Linked DNA regions of Homo sapiens: regions 1 and 3 are each linked to region 2. Evidence: chromatin loops called from intact Hi-C (ENCODE). Cell type or tissue: A673. All regions are shown on one strand.

Region 1 (2,500 bases), 650 kb after region 2:
GGGTATCTCACCACTTTCAAAACATACTTCAACAGTTTGGCACTTTACTATGAGCTTCACAAATATCCAGGATTTAAATTATTTCATAATTCCTTCAAACATTCTCAGTTTTATTTGTAAGCAACAATGCTACATCGTGAAATCAATTATTTAAAACAATGTTCTAGGTATTGGGGTAACCGACCTCATATAGCTTACATTCTAGTGGAAAAAATAGACAGTGAACCAGTAAACAAGGTATCAGATTGAGGTAAAAGCTGTGGAGAAAAAAAATGTTATGGGGGTGGAGAAGCCTTTTGTAATAGGTAGCACTTCATTTGAAACCTCTAGGAAGGCAGTAGCCCTGCAAACATATGAAAAGAACGTTTTAAGCAATTTTTGGCTAATGAAAGTTTAACGAGTAATCTGCTATATATTTATATGCATTCCTTCCAAATTATATAACCTTGTACTGCTCCCTATTGAATTTTATTGTTCTTATTTTGAAGACTAATTCTATCCTTTTTTTTTTTTTTTTTGAGACGGAGTCTCACCCTGTCACCCAGGCTGAAGTGCAGTGGCGCGATCTCGGCTCACTGCAAGCTCCGCCTCCCGGGTTCAAGTGATTCTCCTGCCTCAGCCTCCTGAGTAGCTGGGACTACAGGCACCCACCACCACGCCTGGCTAATTTTTTGTGTTTTTAGTCCACGCCCGGCTAATTTTTTTGTATTTTTAGTAGAGACGGGGTTTCACCATGTTAGCCAGGATGGTCTCGATCTCCTGACCTCTTGATCCACCCACCTTAGCCTCCCAAAGTGCTGGGATTACAGGCGTGAGCCACCGCACCCGGCCTCTATCTTTTATAAGCTTTTCATTATCTCCTTTAATTGGTGTATTCCAAAGTTTGAGACGCATGCCTTCTAATTTAAACAAGCATTTCTTAATAATATTAACTAACAGTTTAGGAGGTGTTTCTGCCAAACAACATTTAATAATGGTTGGAAAAATACTAACTGAAACAACTTATAGGATAGGCCTAAATGAGTTTTCCAGAAAACAATTTGGTCACACTTTGCAGGGAAAATAGGCTGAAACAGGCAGAGTATGACCCATTCAGAAGATGAGGCTAATGGGACCATGAACCACCGATGGGTTGGTCTAATAGCAGTGAAAGAGCCCAACAGAGAATTGAGAGGTTTATAATGTCATGTATGTGGGATGAAGAAGCCGATCAACTGGCAAGGTTGGAGAAAACCTTCCCCAGCACATTGGCTCTCTGAGACATGCTGCCACCACCTGGGCAATAGGCAATTTTGAAGTTTGGGGGGATTTTAGTTATTATCTGTTAACAATTATAGAATCAAAAAACATACTTTCATATTATAAAATCAGCATTTTTTGTCAAGAAAAATGAAAGACAAAAAACGCTGATTTCATAGAATGAAAGCATGTTTTTTGATTCTACAATGGTTTTGTTTTTCGATTAAAAAAGAGCAGAGATTTTGGCCAGATATACTTAAAATTCCTGCTTTATTTTTAAAGTCTCTGGTTCCCTATCTGTAAAATTAGTATAAAAATACAATCCTGTGGTGTTGTTTAGTTTCAGGATTAGTGATAATAAGTGTGAAGCACCTAGCCCAGCACCTGGTACATACTAAGTACTCAATAAGTAACTTTTTTTTTTTTTTTGAGATGGAGTTTTGCTCTTGTTGCCCAGGCTGCCAGGCTGGAGTGCGGTGGCGCGATCTCGGCTCACGGCAACCTCTGCCTCCTGGGTTCAAGCAATTCTCCTGCCTCAGCCTCCCGGGCAGCTGAGATTACAGGCATGCGCCACCATGCCTGGCTAATTTTGTATTTTCAGTAGAGACGGGGTTTCTCCATGTTGGTCAGGCTGATCTCGAACTCCTGACCTCAGGTGATCCACCAGCCTCGGCCTCCCAAAGAGCTGGAATAAGTAGCTTTTTTTTTTTTTTGAGATGGAGTTTCGCTCTTGTTGCCTAGGCAGGAGTGCAATGGCATGATCTCTGTTTGCTGCAACCTCCACCTCCTGGGTTCAAACAATTCTCCTGCCTCAGCCTGCCAAGTAGCTGGGATTACAGGCATGTGCCACCACGCCCAGCTAATTTTTTAATTTTAGTGGAGACGGGTTTCACCAAGTTCATCAGGCTGGTCTCGAACTCCTGACCTCAGGTGATCCACCTGCTTCTGCTTCACAAAGGGCTGGGATTACAGGCATGAGCCAATGTGCCTGGCCACAATAAGTAGCTTTAAAAAAAATTATTCTTCTGTATAAACTTTCAAATATCACTAAAATCTGATTATGCTAAAAAAAAAAAAATCACTGCCTGGGCACAGTGGCTCAGGCCTGTAATCCCAGCACTTTGGGAGGCTGAGGCGGGCAAATCACCCGACATCAGGAGTTTGAGACCAGCCTGTCCAATATGGTAAAAACCCATCCCTACAAAAAATACAAAAATTAGCTGGGCATGATGGTGCACGCCTGTAGTCCCAACTACTCGGG
Region 2 (2,500 bases):
GGCAATTATGAATAAAGCTGTTATAAACATTCACGTGCAGTTTTTTATGTGGACATAAGTTTTCAACTCATTTGGATAAAACTCCAGGAGCATGTTTGCTGGATTGCATGGTAAGGCTGTGTTTAGCTTTGTGAGAAACTGCCAAACTGTTTTCCAAGGTGGCTATACCATTTCGAATTCCCAACAGCACTGAATGAGAGTTCCTGTTGCTTCACATTCTTGTCAGCGTTTAGTGCTGTCAACATTTTGGATTTTAGCCCTCCTGATAGATGTGCAGTGATATCTCATTGATATCGCTGCACATTTTAATTTACATTTTTCTAATGACACTGAGCACCTTTTCATATGCTTGCTTGCCATCTACTTTGGTGAGGTGTCTTCAGATCTTTTGCCTACCTTTTAATTATGTTGTTCATTTTCTCATTGTTTAGTTTTAAGAATTATTTGTATATTTTGAATACAAGTCCCTTATCTTGGTTTTGCAAATATTTTCTCCCAGTATGTAATTTGTCTTTATCTCATTACTTTTAATCTGCAGCTCTCTTAATATGAGTGAGGTTTATGAGCATCTTTTCAGATATTAAGGGCCATGTATATTTCTCTTTCTGTGCACTATGTATCCCTTGGTCTTTTCATACTAATGACTAGGTAAACCTAACAAAATTTAACCATTATTTGAGAATTGAGTCATTAATGTGAACATAGATTGCTACATTATACCACAATTGTCCAAACTGCTTTGCTCCTTTGAGATCTTGTATCTCTTTTTTCATAGTTCCCTTTTCTCTCCCCAGGGTTTAGGATATACACCATCCTTTCTTGGTTCTCTTAAGCGTTTGTCTTTCAAAGCCTCTGCCTTCTTCTTGTAATTTGATGCCTTTGATACTAAGGGTTTCTGATACTAAAACAGTAAAATTTGCTATAATAGACTGGAAATTTGACTGATTCATGAGTCAAATTCATAGACCACAGCACATATACTTTACACATCTATTTGGTCACTCAGGAGCCTTTATTTTCTGGTCCTTGACCTTCTTCAGAATATTCAGAGTGGTCTAGCCAATGAATTTTTACTTCTAGTATTCCTGCTAGAACATTTGAGGTTAATCATAGGCTGGAAGCCCTAGTTGTGAGTAGAGCCCAGGGCCGACATGTTACTGTAAATATAAACATAATTGCCTTAAATACAGGAAAATTTGCTCCCTCATTATGGAGTAGCAATATGAACTCTTATTTCTGGAAAACTTTAAACAAATGATTTTCCAATGGTATTTTCACGTGGAGTGCTTGCAATGCATGAGCTTTTCTGCGTGGCCTTGGAACTGCAGTTTCCCGTGTGTTACATGGGAAGGAACTCCGCTGCCCTGATAGCCCGGCTGCATCCCATAGATGGCAGTAAACACACTTTTTAGCACTTTCCTTCATCTTCATTGGAATCAGGCTCCTTCAGGGAAAGAAAATGAATGCAGAAACTGTGGAGTAATAATTAGCAAACAGACTCTAGTCATTTGAAAAATTGGCAAGAAGCCTTATTAAAGGAGGTAATAATAGTCATATTTTGCACTTCTAATAGGGCCTTTTATCTCTAGGCTTCCAAGAGCCTGTCTGAGTCATGTAAAGAAAAAAAAAATACCCTGAGCTGGGTCAGAAGTCAGGAAATGTTGGCTCTGTTTGACATTCTGTGCAGCTCTCTCATTTCAAAGTGAAGGTAGAGTGTCTCTGTCGAATTTAAATTCAAGGAATTTATGCAGGTTAGAAAAGAAAAGGCAAGCAAGGCACTGTGAGATAAACATACATTCCTAGGTTAACACAGAAAACATGCTTTTCTCAAAGTTGTTTTCCTGTGGAAATAACAATAGAGCTTTAAGTACTCTGCCTCCTATAAACACATGGACAACCTTATTATTCACCGTGCGCTAGACAAATTGAGAAAGCATTTTTATATCCTCTGTCGTGTATCAAGGCGTAATTATCAGCACATCCTTGTATTTATTCCTGTGAGGCTGGAATGCATACCGCTGCAGATAGATATCAGCCCTGCAAACTCGGTATCATTCATTCTTTATCTCTGGCGGTGGTGATAGCAGAAGAAAACGACTCCTAACACATATACACGGTAAATGCCTTAAATCTACAAGATATGGCTGTCCTCCTTGTCCTGCATGGAAACTGCGTCTTCAATTTCCCACAGAAACTCCAGATCTATTGAAATCTTGGAACATTAAAATTCTCCTTCATTGTTGCCAAGGTTTAGTAACTTGACAACCAGAAGACAGACACCCTGGCTGTTTGAGGGAACGTAGGCTTAAAAATAAGAACAGCTTTTCCTAGTGCATGAAAATTCACCTGGGGCTTCATAGGATGAATATTTTATAATAACTGCTCTCTTTTTGGCTGTGTGACTTTTACATTGGGTAAGTTAATTAACCTCTCTGAGCATCAATTTCCTCATTGTCATAATTCCTACCTCACAAAAGTTGGTTTAAGGATTAAATAAAAT
Region 3 (2,500 bases), 140 kb after region 2:
CATCTGGTGACATCTTTGTCCTTTCTGGGGTGTCTGCTTTTCATTTCAAATCACATCTAAAGATACATCCTCTCTTTTACCTCTAACCCTTAATTTCATTCTCTCTGCCTAACTGCATTTTCTATTGTGTGCAACTTGCTGCATGATTTAACTATATTATAACCATGTAACTATGTTATTGCACTGTTATTTCATTGTGTACCAGTAACCAAATTCAGTAACTATATTTGTTCTGCTGAGGAGTTTTGTAGGAAGCATATCTGAAGGGCACCAGGCAATGAAGTAAAGTCTATTACCACCTTATCACCATCAGGAAAATGATCTGTTTGTTTGCCGTTCACTGAAGTACATAGCTAAAGAAATTGAAAGAGAGTTTAGGCAGTGTCTGAGTGAAGTCCAGATATGGAGACAGACGGATACCCTGAATACTAGGCTGTGGTTCAAGATCCAAAAAATGGCTATGACACTGTGCAGAAGAGAAGTTTCCAAATGATGTTATAGACAGGGAAGAAGAGCTTGGAGAGACAGACCTTATACTGTAATTCAGAGCTTCTGTTACTACCTGGCTTACACTGTCCCTACTATCCATTTAAAGCCAAGCCAAAGATAAGCTTGCTGTTAAATACAAATCCCAACTGAAATTTTCCTAAGGCCAAAGGCTTCATCATATCCCGTGATTATGGATATAAATGAAGAAACCTGGTGCTTGCCTATTGGATTGTTCATGCCATTTTGAGGTCAACCCCTGAATGCTGAACTTTGGTTTTCTAAGGCCCCTGTGCATTAAATAATCTATACAACAAGCAGGACTTTAAATCCAATCCTTTTCTTCCTAATAGGATGGGATTTTGTGCACATGTATATACTAATAGCTAAAAAATCAAACAGTTGTCACTGATCAAAACAACAATAATTTGTCCTGTGGGGAAAAAAAGAGTGTGAGAGAGAGAAAGAATAGAAAAGAAAGAAAGAAAAAGGAACTGTCCAGCCCTGGAGACTAGAGCTATTTTGATCGCACAAGAACATAATCAGAGTCAGGAACACAGTGGAGGAAATATTCCCAAAGGAAATCAAGATTAAGATGCACACTTCGGCCTCTTCCTACAAGCACCAACCTCCCAAGCCCACAGGTCATTTTGTTTGACAATGTCACATCGATTTACATTTCACAATGCACTTTTAACTTTAGAATGTTAATGTGCTGGCTGGAATTAGCTGTATCTTTAGAGAAGAGTCTGATCTTGACCATGTTCTCCTTTAGAGAGACTTCCTAGTTGGTTTGTTATTTTGGTAAATGAGAACCCAGGAAGAAATTAAATCAATTTTATAGATACGTGTGTGTGTGTGTGTGTGTGTGTGTGATGAAAGTGTCCCTGCAGGACAGACACTGGGAAACTGTGCTTTGAAGAGAACAAAGCCTTTCGGGAAAAGGGTTCCATGTTCAAAAGAAAATGAGGAAATATGACTTCTAGCCCAGATATTGCCAGGCCCACTTCCATCCTTGGTTTTGCTCCATGTTGGAGCTCAGGATTCTGGATGTATTTCCTCTGAGTGCCCTGTTGGTGGCGGAGGGCAGGGTGGGGTAGAGCAAGGCATAGCCTTCCATGCGGGGAATCTGTGCTGTCTCAGGGCTTTCCTCCAGAGGCAGTCCAGAGAGAGATATGCCAGCGTCATAAACCCTGCTTCCTCCTTCCTTCTGTGCCACCCATTTTCCTAGTCCCACTACTTCACAAGTAAATAACCATCTTCATTGGAAGTAACCTTCTTCCCTAGAGAGGTGAAGTGACTGGTCTATGGTCACACAGCTATTAAGAGCCTCTGACAGAAAGAAATCCAGCCTCTTCAGTTTCAGGTCATTGCATGTTCTTTCCTCCTACCTTGTAAGCAGCTTCAGTCTTTGATGTGGGCCCTGTGTCCTGGGCCACAGGACAGACTTAGGGCTCAAACCTCCCTGGGCCTCACCTGGCACTTCCCTGCCAAGGTTGCATCCTGCCTCTCTCTGAAGAGTCACCCTCTAGCCTAGTCATTGTGGAACCTACTCCTCAGTCCCAACATCACCACAAACACCCACTGTCCCTACAAGGGACAGGAGGGCTGAGATTTAGGGACCCAAGTTTAGATGCAAATTAGAATCTTTTTAATGTTATGAGAATGATGGTGAAAAATCCTGAGGACAAGAGTTATATTTAGTCTGCAAATATGTATTGAGAAGAATCCCCCAAAAAGTTACTATTAAAGAATAATGATAAAGATTCATGCACTTTAGTTGGGGGCAGAGTTTAGGGGTGGCATTATGAAAAGCTGTGGGAGTTTTGAAGCAGCCTTTACTCAAGAGATGGTTGTGTGCTGAGGGAGAGAAGATTTGGAGCTATTACTCACAATGCACCAGCAGAAGATTCCAAGTTGGAGAGCCTAGGCAGAGAAGTTCCATGGGGTGTGGGAAGGTGGGGGTATGGTAAGAGGCAGCATAAGAATGGCTGAGCTGAGGCTGGGCATGGTG

The links. A loop is a pair of places that touch in the nucleus more often than their neighbours do. Peaks named below come from ENCODE experiments on the same cell type or tissue, not always from the same donor. Only the 100,000 strongest peaks of a DNase experiment are listed, where the experiment ranks them.
Region 1: a loop joins it to region 2, with 2.7 times the contacts of the local background. A loop is called at or near these places in 10 of 110 quality-filtered maps.
Region 3: a loop joins it to region 2, with 4 times the contacts of the local background. A loop is called at or near these places in 11 of 110 quality-filtered maps.

Annotation. Positions count from the first base shown.
Region 1 is chr5:61,166,388-61,168,887 of GRCh38, reverse strand. The region is part of intron 1 of SMIM15-AS1 (SMIM15 antisense RNA 1); the gene reads right to left. Among named protein-coding and RNA genes, the nearest start is that of SMIM15, 5.2 kb to the right of the region's middle. In A673, a CTCF peak has its summit at 1,278 (motif pointing left); a DNase peak (open chromatin) is centred at 1,217.
Region 2 is chr5:61,816,814-61,819,313 of GRCh38, reverse strand. No RefSeq gene overlaps it. Among named protein-coding and RNA genes, the nearest start is that of LINC03123, 82 kb to the right of the region's middle. In A673, CTCF peaks have their summits at 1,183 and 1,386; a DNase peak (open chromatin) is centred at 1,383; H3K27ac peaks cover 1,577 bases.
Region 3 is chr5:61,678,250-61,680,749 of GRCh38, reverse strand. The region is part of intron 1 of LINC03122 (long intergenic non-protein coding RNA 3122); the gene reads right to left. The region is part of intron 5 of LINC03152 (long intergenic non-protein coding RNA 3152); the gene reads left to right. Among named protein-coding and RNA genes, the nearest start is that of LINC03152, 19 kb to the left of the region's middle. In A673, a CTCF peak has its summit at 1,549; a DNase peak (open chromatin) is centred at 1,579; H3K27ac peaks cover 372 bases.